Regions from separate parts of the Homo sapiens genome. Here region 2 is linked to region 1. Evidence: chromatin contacts called from ENCODE Hi-C or POLR2A ChIA-PET data. All regions are on one chromosome and are shown on one strand. The core of a region is the stretch at or near the end of the contact, and the rest is flanking DNA. Distances in the headings are between cores, read along the strand shown. Region 1 holds the start of EPHB1 (EPH receptor B1). Region 2 overlaps EPHB1 (EPH receptor B1).

What was found. Hi-C counts contacts between places; a loop is a spot of excess contacts on that map. ChIA-PET counts read pairs that join two places held with the same protein, here RNA polymerase II (POLR2A). Pooled maps may share reads with other maps.
Region 2: a loop to region 1 is called in a map of gastrocnemius medialis, with 2.8 times the contacts of the local background. The contact joins the enhancer-like site here to the promoter of EPHB1 in region 1. A Hi-C loop is called at or near these places in 7 of 168 maps with a recorded cell type or tissue (Panc1, dorsolateral prefrontal cortex, gastrocnemius medialis and 1 more), 4 of 37 single-sample maps with no recorded cell type and 8 of 50 pooled maps. POLR2A ChIA-PET finds 5 or more read pairs at or near these places in 3 of 52 experiments (WTC11 and activated CD4-positive, alpha-beta T cell).

The regions. Positions count from the first base shown.
Region 1 is chr3:134,791,654-134,797,750 of GRCh38, forward strand. EPHB1 (EPH receptor B1) reads left to right here and starts at 3,607. Exons shown (of 16, transcript NM_004441.5): 1 at 3,607-4,036. The coding sequence starts at 3,979. RefSeq lists enhancers at 220-289, 3,123-3,332, 3,394-3,688, 3,733-3,782, 3,793-3,982.
Region 2 is chr3:135,225,515-135,231,611 of GRCh38, forward strand. All of the region lies in intron 12 of EPHB1 (EPH receptor B1), which reads left to right. Among named protein-coding and RNA genes, the nearest start is that of EPHB1, 430 kb to the left of the region's middle. RefSeq lists an enhancer at 705-904. Within about 2 kb of position 3,662, at least 4 of the 41 ENCODE cell types and tissues checked have a DNase peak (open chromatin) inside an H3K27ac peak, as active enhancers do; they include gastrocnemius medialis, where a contact is called at or near this core.

The sequences.
Region 1 (6,097 bases), core at 2,357-4,856:
CTCCTTGAATTCCTCTTACTCTTCCCCTCCCTCCTTCTTTTCCTGCTGAAGAACAGTTCCTTCAAAAAAAAAAAAAAAACCTGATATAGATGCCCAGTAAAAAAGATAAAAAAGCTACTGGAGCAGAGGTGAGGTCTGAAGCCCCAGTTCCTTGGCCACTTTCATGAGCATCCCCTGAGGAGGCCTCAGGGCAGTTGTAAGCTCTTGGACCAAGAACAGCAGCTTCCAAGCCTCATCATGCAGCAGAGTCAATTGGGGAGGGGAGGATATGAAATCACATTCATGGGCTGTATTAGTCTGTTCTTACGCTGCTAATACAGATATACCTGGGACTGGGTAATTTATAAACGAAAGAGGTTTAATTGACTCACAGTTCCACATGGCTGGGGAGGCCTCACAATCATGACGGAAAGCAAAGGGGAAGCAAGACACATCTCACATGGCAGCAAGCAAGAGAGAGCGTGTGTGTGTGTGTGCAGGGGGGACCTCCCCTTTATCAAACCATCAGATCTCATGAGACTTATTCACTATCACAAGAATAGCATGGGAACCCCCCACTCCACCCCGTGATTCAATTACCTTCCACCAGGTCCCGCTTACGACACGTGGGAATTATGGAAGCTACAATTCAAGATGAGATTTGTGTGTGGACACAGCCAAACCATATCACGGGCCTACCTCATCCCTACTGACAGGCCTAGGGATCAGTATTTTTAGAGGGCCTAGTTGGTGATGTTGCTGTATTTATCCTGGCACAAGTTCAAAGTCCCTAGCTGGGTTCTACTTGAAATCCCTGTACTTGGTGGGCTCCAAGCGCACTCCCAGGTGTGACATTCTGCAGTTAGTTGGATAATGGTCATTTATACCTTCAGCCATGTCTGACAGAGCCATTCAGTACCCACAGAAATATAACATGAGGGTATCAGGAAGAGGGACAGAAGAAAAGGCTTCCTGGGAGAGGTGGGATTTGGGTAGGAATAGAGGTCAGGAAATTCAATTCAACTCATTTTAGTTGTGCAAGTAAACATCCAGTACAGTGTTTGTGGCGGAAGGTGCTCAGTAAACAGAAGGTCTTCCCAGCATGTCTAACTAGCCGCTGTCACTCTCTTGCTGCTTCCTGCTTTGTGATTCTTCAGAGCTCTCCTCAGCACCTGACATGCCACTGCCTATTTGCTTATTATTGCCGCCCTTCCAGGACATGGTAAGACCCCTCAGAGAAGGGCTGTCTACTGTGTTCCCACAGCTAGAACAGGGCCTGCCTGAATACGTGGGTGAGCACATGACTGGCCTGGGTGTGGTTGTGGAGATGGCAAGAGGATACCCTAGGCCCAGAGAAAGACCAGCAGGGCCTGGGCTGAGAAGGCAGGTTTCAGAGAGCTTACAAAGCAGTCTGAATGTCATGCTAGAGTGGTCAGTCTCTCTTCAGCAGACAGTGAGGAGCCACTAGGTTGCTATGCAGGGAAGAGACAAGATCAAGGTTGGCTTGAGAAGGATGAGTTTGGCAGCAGAGTTTGGAGGGATTAAGGGGAGGGAGGGAAGCTGGACTGTCATTCAGAGACTCTCCAGTTGTCCAGGGGAAGGTAGTATGGGTTTACACTGGGTCAGATGCACAGGCATAGGACAAGGGCATAAGGAGGAGGACATGGCAGAGCCGGGGCTTTGCCAGACATGCCTACCAAGTGACTGTGATATAGTGAAAGGGGGAGGGAAGAGTGTGAAACTCACCCATCCATCCATCCACCTGTCCATCCATGAGGGGATGGCTGGGGGTAAAAAAGCAAGTGAAGCTGCCAAGGAGTTGCCCATGTACCCCAGGAGGACGAACTCCAAGGATGGAGTTTGGGGGATACCTCTCTTGAAAGCTGAAGAGGTAACAGAGGGAACAGTAAGAAGTGGCAAGACGGGTAGGAGGAGAAGCAGGACCATGGAAACTGGGGCCAGAGCCCCAAAAGATCTACTGGACACCAATGTCAGCAGGTGCTGACGGTGCAGGAGGATGACAGCTAACTAGGAGCAGGTTGTTGCCCAGGGTGACATCAGGTGGCTCCAGGGACATCACGACACAGCTGGTGGTGTGGAGGCGTAGAGGGCAGCTAACATGGCATTAAGGTGGATGATGAGAAGGTGGAGGTTGATGACATCTTCCCTTCAGGCACAGAGGTGGGGTAGGAGGGAGGGGAGGGGAGGAGGAAGGCAGCCTGAGTCAGAGCCAGGGAAGGAAAGAATTGTCAGGATTGGGGGACTTGAGTCTGGCTGTGGTGGAGAGGAAGAAGTCCCAGCAAAGGAGAGACTAGACACGCAGAGGTGGGGGGTGTGGGGAACTGATTTAGAAAAGCCCAGAAAGGAGAGTCATCCCAAAGGGAAATATCGCATCTGCCCACTGTTAGCTCATTAACAGACCAGGGGAAAGGATTGGTGCCTCCAAGGTGAGAGGCGTAGGAGGAGGGGTGGGGAACCTAACGGGTCATCCCTGACCCTGTAGGACCAGACTATCATCAGGTATGTAGGGGGGGCGGGAGAGGAGGGAAGGACACATCTCCAGCATAACATATAACAGCCTCAAGGTGAGTTTCTGATTTAGAACCCTTGACCATCTCCAGAAACAGGAAGATAAAGTGTAGCTGTGAGAGCTGAGCCTGGGAGAATTGCTCCTATCTCCAAGGCTGCATCCCCAGTTGCTGCCTAAGTCCTTCCCACCCACACTGAAGGCCTGGCCCACAGCAACAGTGCACCTCGCCTTGCACCGGCCTGGGAGAGCCCTCTTGCAGGCTTTGCTGTTTTATAGCTGACTGTGTGACTCCTGGTCTCCCCACGCTGAGCTGTCCTCTGGGGTCAGGGCCCTCTGTGGAAGTTCACAATGCACTGGGAAGTGAACACCAAAGGCAACCAGAGGCTTCTGCAGAAAAAGAACTGCGAAACGTTGGACAGGAAGCAAATCCGGTTCCCTGTGGACCCTGGAGCAAGTGCCCACAGGTTATCTGAACAGTATTCATTCTTTCGACGGACATGTACTATGCCTCCCGCAGGCCAGGCACTGTTCTGTGAACTGTGGATTCTGTAGTGAACAAAATAGACAAGAATCCGAAAATGGTGACCCCATTTTAATGAGGGAGAGACCCCACGATAAACAAAATCGATTAGTAAATACCAACCCATGCTAGAGAGTGAAGAGCTCTGGAGGAGAGGCACGGGTGCGCCCCTGGAGTTGCTCTAAACAGGGTAGGCAGGGTGCTCTTGTCACAGAGAAGATGAACGAAGGCTCGTTTGATCATTTAAAGCGGATCCAGTCCTGGGTGGGATGTAAGGGCACGAGGCCTCCCCAGCTCCTTCGCTGGGCACCCTATGGGGGGACAGGGTGAGTTGGGCGGGCCGCTGCGGTTCTCCGAGAGCACCACGAGGGGGAGCCCGGACCCCTCCTAGCGCCTTCCGAGCCCTCCCGCACAGCCTTGCAAGCAAAAGTTTTTCTTAAACTAACAATGCCAGTGTAAGGAGGTGCTCGCGCCTGATTGGCCGGGGGAATTTTGCAGGTTTGATTCCTTGATTGGACAGGAGGTGTTAGGGGTGGGGAGAGAGCTGATGGTGGGGGATCCCGCTCCCTCCCGCGTCAGTCTGGCCGGCTCCGTCCTCCCGTAGGCTCCGCTGTAGCTAGCAATGTGACACCAGGACGCACTCGCTCTCGCGCGCTCTCCCAGGCTCGTTCTCCCTCGCCCTCTCTCTCTCACACACGCACGCACACACCCACCTCTCCCATAAACACACACACACACATGCACACCCACACCCACGCGCGCCCGCACCGCCCCACGCGCACACACTCCTGCCCACGCCCACGCAGCGCTCCGGGAAGTCCGGTCCGGGCGAGAGCGCGAAAGGATACCGAGAAGCCACCCGCGGAGAGCGCAGCGGCGCCCTGGGACGCGGCGCTCTCCCGGCGCTGCTGCCTCGGCTTGGTCTCGGCCTGCGGGCCGTCGGCCGGCGATGGCCCTGGATTATCTACTACTGCTCCTCCTGGCATCCGCAGTGGCTGCGATGGAAGGTAACGTACCCTCCACGGAGCAAGTTGGCTGCTGGTGCCGGCCGCCTTGGGACTGCTGTGCTCCGCGGTTCGCGGGGTTCCTCTGGCTGCTTTGCGGTGCAGGCATCCCGGGACCCGAGGGCAAGGAGGTTTGGGAGCCTCGGCCGCTGCCGAGCGCGGGGCTTGGGCGGCACCCACCAGAGCGCCCCCGGCTGGCTCTTAGCGCCCGAAACTGGCTCGCGAGTCCCCCGGCTTCCTCGCCCCGGCACTCCCTGGTAGCCTCGGTCTCCCGCAGCCCCCGCTCGGAGAGCTCGGAGCCCGCTGCATTGCGGTGCATGCTCCTTAGCTCTGGGGCAGAGCCAGAGCTGGGCGTTGGGGAGAAAGGGGTGCCTCTGGCCATCCGGCTCCTGGAGTACTGGCGCCCGTCTGCTCCCAGGCACGGATACGCTTCTGAGCAGCCGCGCGCCACCTCCTTTTCTCCAGCTCGCAGTCCACGGGCTAGTGGACTCTGCTTGGCGTGCAAGCACTGCGCGCGGGGGCCGGAGAAGCTCTGCCGTGGTATCCCGCAAGTGGCCGCCGAAGGAGAGGGGTGGAGTTCATTGGCCGTACCCTTGGGGACCAGTCTGGTGGTCCGGGCGCCTGCGGGACTGCAGGTTTCCAGGGTCAGTCGGGGAGAGGTGGAAACCCTTTTCGCCTCTTGAGCCTTGGAACAGGAGTGGGCTGGGGTGAGTGGTCGGTCCTACCTAAAGTCTCCCAGCCTCTCCACCACCCCGGAGAGGATACTCGGCGGCCGGGAGTCGTCGGGCAGCGTCACTCTCTGCCAGCTCAGACTTGGCGGTGCCTCCGGCTTGGTGGCTGGGAAAGCGCGCTCCAAAGACACCGTGCCCGGCGCAGCGGGGAGCCTGGGCGCTCGGTAGCGCTCGCGAATCCCTGTGGGAAATCCCGGCCCAGCTCCCCGCCTCCCGCCCCTTCCCCCGCCTCTGTTCTTCGCAGCCTAGCAGCGGCCGCGGCAGCCTCCTGGGAACACAGCTCCGCGGGAGAGCGGAGTTGGAGTTGTCGGGAGAAAACCAACTCTAGGGGTGATGCGCTGCCGCAGTCCGGCTAGCAGCCCCACTTTCCGGTGTCCTGCTCCGGATGGAACTCCTCTGGGGGACTCCAAGCCGGGGAGGAGCAGCTCTTGGCGACCGCGCAGCGTTCCCATCTGGGAGCTCGCTCCGCTTGTTACTCGTTCCTCGCGAAACTGTGACCGGTTGCCCAGTGGAAACTCCCCCAAACACGATGGTTTGGTGCCCCCCGCCATTCCGGAAAGCTCTGCCCTTCTGGAAGTGAAGCTGGAGGGGCATTCCGGGCCCTGAGGCGCGGCTAAGATTCCCTTCCCTTTTGGCGAAGACCACCGCATCCCACGTTTGTTCTGGTGGCGGCGTGGGGGTGCGGCGATTAATGCCTAGAAAGCTCTCGCTTGCTTTTCCGAAGGTGGCTTTTTGTCTGCCCTCAGTCTCCTGCTTCCCTCAGGGACTGCTGGGCTTTGTAGGGAGGGGAGCAAGGAGGGGTTTGCTTTTTGGAACGTGCAGGAGAAGACTGGAGCCGTGTGGAGTGCCGTCAACACCCTGGCGCAGGGATGCCTGGGTTTGACTTATTGAGAGACACGTGTGGGAGCAGTTGAAATTGGAAATTCAAGGGGATATATACCCCCAAACCGGGCAGGAAAGCCAGGGTGAGCGCATTTGCAAGGGCAATTCCAGACTGGACTTGCAGCATTGGGGTGGCGTCATGCAGGTCCGAGGCTCGGTCCGGCCCGCGGCTCTTTGCGCCCCCAGAGGTTCAGTGGCCGGGTCTCAGAGGAGATGGGTGCCCACTTTGGGGAGCGTGCTCTCGGCATTGGGTTCCTGTGCATGCAAGCGAAGTAGTTTGGAGAGCAAACGTATGGAAACACAGCAGGCATGAGGACGTGGTCAGTTTCCTCCCTGCCCCTCTTCTTGGCTAGCCAGAGGTCCCTGTCTGCTTGCCGGAAGCTGCCCGCGGGTGCCATTGTGTCAGAGCCCAGGCCTTCCGGAGCCACTTACCCCCGGTGCGGTGGCTTCC
Region 2 (6,097 bases), core at 2,412-4,911, 430 kb after region 1:
GCAGTTCATTAGCCTCATATAAAATGAATTTGGAACCCTCTGAAAAGAGGAGTTTGGGGGCTTCAGCTGAAGGTACTGCTATGACTCTCAAGATTCCATAAAACTCTGGAACTGAAGCCCCACAGTTCTTGGCAGAGCTTTCAGACTGTGGCAAGTTTAGGAAGGCCACACCTCAGGTGAGTGGGGATGATGATAGTGGCCACCAAGAGCCACAGGGAAAGGGTCCAGTCCCAGGTTGGAGGAGGGGAAACTGAGGTGACTCTGCCTCCCACTCTGACAAGCCCAGCTGCCCTTGGGACAGCCATACTGTAAACCGTAGGCCCAAGCAGGACAGGCAGGGAAGCAAAGACCAGGGTTCTAGACCCACCAGGCTGGGTGAAAGTTAGGTCTGGGAATGTGGGAGCAACTCCAAGGGCTGGTTTTCTAAGGAATGGGAAAATGGAAAGTAAATCTTAAAGTAGATCAAACAATAAAGAGATTAGTCAGTGGGGAAAGAACAGGTAAGATGCAAGCAGCATTTGCTAAAGCCTAAATCTAGCTGGGGAACCCCAGCTTACCCCCAAGTGGGGTTTCTGTAGTGCAGGCCTAGGCAGGCCAACGGCATCAGTGGCCTCAAGAATGAGGATTGGGGACAGCTGTGGGCAGCTTGGCCCATGGTCCAGCCTACACTACGGCTTGCATGCTGCTCTTGCAACCTGTGCCCTGTCTCATGGCAGTTTCCTCCCACATCCTGCTCAGTAGCTCTTCAAAGCCTTTGCCACACTCCTTATGTCCCTGCCCTACCGCGGCACTCTTCTGTCCCAGCAGCTGGCCTGGCTTCCTCTTTTATCACAGTACCTCTGAGCTTTCATGTGCTGCTCAGTAACAGTTTGTGGAATGAATTAAGAAATTCACGAACGAGTGACAGACATGCCCCTGGAGATCTGAGATATCAAGGAGAATGGTCAGTGTAGAATGGGGCAGGAGCCCGAGTACTCAGGGAGCAGTATGGCTGCCCCCAGGCAGCTGGGTTCTTCACAGTAGGAAGAGACCTTTCAGTTTCTGCTCTTCCAACCCTGAATTCGACTCTTTCCCTGTGGCTCTGCACGGCTGTGATAACCAGCCCCATTCACCTACTTTTGGCCTTCAAAACCTTCTACTTTCTTCCCCTACACCTGGGGGAGGAATAATCCCAGAACATGCAGGAGAAGGGGCTTATTGGTCCAACTTGGAAGGTTGTTGGCCTATCTGAAGAAAGAAATCTCTAGAATGCCATATTTTTTAAATGTTATTATGGCTTTATTTAAAAACCGATCCATCATTTTCTTAACACAGTCATTAAGGAAAAAAAAAAAGAAATCATGTCCTTTGCAGCAACATAGACGGAGCTGGATGATATAGTCCTAAGTGAATTAATGCAGGAAAGGAAAACCAAATACCACCTGTTCTCACTTCTAAGTGGGAGCAAAACATTGAGCACACATGAACACAAAGATGAGAATAATAGACACTGCAGACTACTGAAGGGTGGGGGACCAGGGAGACATGGATTGAAAAATCCACTATTCAGTACCATGCTCACTATTTGGGTCCAATATACCCATGTAATAATCTTACACATGTACACCTAAAATAAAATCATCTAAAATAAAATCTGAAATTTAAAAACAAATGAAGTGCTTCAAAACATCAAAAAATAAAAATATGTTTAAAGTAAAAAGTGAGTCTTACACATGTACCCCTAAAATGAAACCATCTAAAATAAAATCTGCAATTTAAAAATAAACAAAATGCTTCATAACATTAAAAAATAAAAATGTGTTCAAAGTAAAAAGTGAAACTGACTCCCCCTTCCAAATTCCCAGAAATTACTATCATTCATAGTTTGGTGTGCTTTCTTCTCCTCTTTACTGTGTGTGTGTGTATGCATATGTGTATTTTTTGTGTATACATTTTACTCTCAAAAAAATGGTCTCATACCATACATAATGATCTACTCATAGGCTGCTTGCTTTGTTACTTAATGACTTATCCTGAATATTACCTTTCCCCTTCAGCGCCTCACTTCATGCCTTTGGAGACAAGCTCTTTTTAAATGGTCATCTAGGTGGCTTCTGATGCTATGTTATTTCAAACAACATTTCAGTGAAAATTCTTATATAGACATGTCTGTGCACTCGTATGTATATTTCTATAAAATAAATTTCAAGAAGATAAATTTCTAGATCAAAGAATTTGCACATTAATTTTAAAAAAATAATGTCAAACTTAAAGAAAGTTCCCAGAATAAGAATAATACAGACAACACTCATATAACATTTGCCCGGATTCTTTACCTACTGTTATCATTTGACCCCATTTCTTTATTATTTGCTCTCTTCCTTTCTCTCTTTCTCTCTCTGTAAAATATTTTTTCTGAACTCTTGGAAGATACGTTACATACATCATCGCTCTTTATTCTTAGACTCTTCGTGTGTATTTCCGTATTTCCTAAGAATAGGGAGGGATATTCTCTTACATAACTATAGTACAGTTATCAACTTTAGTAATTTAACATGGATAAAATACTTTTAACTAGTCTACTATCTATATTCTAATTTTGTCAATTGACCCAAAAAGTATCTTTTTTAGCCTTTTTTTCGCTCTAGTACAGGATCCAGTCTAGCTTCTGAGACTGCATTTAGTTATCATGTTCATTTAATATCTTTTAATCAGGAAAATTTTCACAATACTTTTTAAATTTTTAAAGGATACCTTTCAAATATTGTGTAATAGACTCTTCCTCATTTTGAGTTTGTCTGATGTCCCTTCATGCTTAGATTCGGGTTATTTATGTGTTGCCTAAGTGACAGTGTGCCCTTCTTAGGGTATTGCTTCTGGAGGCACGTGATGTTTGCCTGTCCTTTGTGTGATGTTAACTTGTATATTTTAAATTTTGGTAGCTGTTTATTCCCCCAAAGCCTTTTGCCAATTTATATTCTTGCATAGCTTACGAGATTTGCCCATTTTCACATCCTCTTCCTCACACAGAGAGTCATCAGTCTTAGTCCCAGTGTAAATGTGCTTATTCATGCTTTATTTAAAAAACAAAGCATCAATGTTTTTTCCCATTTTACTCTGAGGCACTTTAATATTCTTAATATTCTTATCTCTCAACCAACGTTTCTCAACCATCAAAGATGTAGTAAACTGACATGCTCTTTTATATCCCAGAGCTCACTGAGAGTCGGGCAGTCTGAGGGGTGACAGCGTGGGTGGGGTGGGACCCTTGGCTGACAGGGACTCCATGCTCTGGGAAAGTAAAACACAAGCCAATCCTTTTGTTTTTCCTTTGGGAGATTTTTATCTGCCCTCCATATGCAAGGACACACTTCTCCATGTATCTTCTTTCCTTCTTTCCTGTCATCCAATATGAGGAAAAGGCAGCATGGGATCTGGAATGGGAGGTTTCAAGAGCACCCCCCCACTTTTTACCAGGTGTGGACCCCTGGTCACCCTCCTCTCCTGTCCAGTTCCCAGTGCCTGTTAAAAGAGACTCAGAATACTTGGTTTCATCCCCAGTATAGAAGATACACAGGAAGGAGCTGCCCTCCCAATACAGCCTTTGAAGCAGACTCTGCCCCTCCTTGGCCATCCCTCACCACCACCAGAGGAGGGCAGACAGCCCAGAGAGCAGGGCTCATGCAGGGAGGCAGGTGGAGCAGCTCCGTCAGCACTGGCACACTCTGCCAGCATTAGCTAACAGCTCCTCATACGCCCCTCTGAGATAATTAAGTATTATTATCCCTATTGGCAGGTGGAGACGGTAAGACAGAGTGTTTAAGTGACTTAGTTGTAACTGCTGGGATTGTTTGCGGGAGAAACCATGCCAAGAAGGAAGTGCAGTTCAGGAGGCCAGAATTGCTTAAGCTATTTAATGTGACTGATTATTTTTAAATAGCTGTTGGAGGGCGGGGGCAGGAAGAGAGACTAGAAGCATGGCCAGTGGACACTGGTAAGGCATTCAAACATTGCAATGAAAAGAAGGAATATACCTAGTGTGTCTCTTAAAACGGGTTGCCATAGACAGTCTGTCAGCTGCTTACCCCACATGAAGAGGAGAAAAAATAATTGAAGGCCATGATAAGGACAATAGAAAACACCCCACAGCCTTCCCACAGAGTTGTACAGAGGTCTCCAAGTTGGCTAAGCAGGGGCCAGTCTCCATCTGAGAGCCCCAACCTTCTCCAGAGACAGAGCATCCACTGGAATCAGCAGCCCCACCAGTAGCCACTCGATGTCAGAAGGACTTGCCAGCTGTATTGCCTGCCGTAGCAAGTGCAGCTTCACCTCAGAGCAGCAGGAAGCCCATGTAGCCTCCATGCACAGGGCAGGGACAGAATGGGAGAAGAGTCTGGGTGACCAAGGGTTGTTGGGGAGACACATGCGAAAGGTGGAATGGCATCATGGCCTACTGATGGATGGAAACCCTGGAGACATGGGGAAAGGCCCAGGGGTCACTGGTGTGGCAAACAGACTGGCTGACAGAGAGGAAGCTGTGGTCTCTTAGGATGAGCCTGGGGCTGAGGGTGGGCAGCAGTGAGGCATGGGTGCAGAGAGGCTCTGGGAAAAAGTACAGTTCCTGCCATTGTCAGAGAAGCAATGGATGAAACACTGGACGTGGCCTGGAAACAGAAGGGGAGATAGTGGGGTGGCCTCTGAGCCTCCTCCTGAACCCTTCTTGCCCCCTGTTCCATGGTCCTCCATGCCAGCCTGTCACCCAGAGGGCCTAGAGGCTCATTGTCCCCTCCCCACCTGCCTTGGAGGAGGGCATTTTTGTTTCAGCAGCAGGGCAAGTCCAGCCCTGCTTACTACATTCCTGATGGGATGCTGGCTCTCTCTGTTCATTATCAGTACCCCACCATCTAGGAGAGCAAAGTGTCTAGAGAAGCTAAAGCCCTTTGGGGTGAGTCCAGTTGCTCTTTCTCCAGAGCACTCACTTCAGGAACACTGATAGCAGGACCCAGGCTTCAGGGACTAAACAAGGAGAGAACACACCTGCACCATTATTTTTTATTTTTATTAGCAAGATCTAAATTAGGGTAATTTAATTTAAATTTTTAAAATAATTTTGGCTTTTACTTTAGATACACGAGGTACATGTGTAGGATTGTTACATGGGTGTATTGGACCCAAGTAGTGAGCATAGAACCCAATAAGTAGTTTTTCAACCCATGCCTCCCTCCCTCCCTCTCACCTCTAGTAGTCTGCGGTGTCTGTTGTTCCCATATTTATGTCTATGTGTGCTCCATGTTTAGCTCCCATTTATAAGTGAGAATGTGTGATATTTGGTTTTCTGCTCCTGCACTAATTCATTTAGGATTCTGGCCTCCAGCTCCATTCATGTTACCACAAAGGACATCATTTCTTTCTTTTCTATGGCTGCATAGTATTCCATGGTGTACATGTACCACATTTTCTTTATTCGACCCACCATTGATGAGCACCTAATGTTGATTCCATGTCTTTGCTGTCATGAATAGCGAGGCGATGAACATAGGATCTGCACCACTAAAGACCTGACTACCCCTGCGGGATTCCCTGGACAGTGTCCTCCTCAGGGCAGAAGGGATGCTGTTTCTTTGCCCTTTATTGTCCCTGGCCTGGCTCAGAGAGGGGCCTGCTTGTCAAATGAATGAAGGCAGCTAGTTAATTATTTAGCCCTTGTCTCTCCATCCTTTCTTTTTAATTGTAAACTCAAGAAGCACTGGATAATAAAAAGAAATAATAATGCCTGTATCCTGGCCATCAGAGGCTGTTTTGGGTGTGGATAGTAAAAGAGAGCTGTTTGCCCAGTCAGTATAGTACAGAAAAATGACGTCTGTTTGGTTGAAGATTTTTTTTCCAGTTGGGAAATGTCACCAAGTGGCCTTTCTGTTCTTCACACATGAAATACACACTATCATCCACATATTTTTAGTTAATTTATGTCCAAATAAGCCTTTTTGTAGCTGCTGGAAAATTATATTTGGGCTGCAATTACCTTTCGCAGCATTGCACAGAAGGGTTTCAGCGCTCACAAAGCTCAGGGGAGAGGCAGCAAGGACCCCACCCGATTGTAAATCTTTCCATTTGTAGT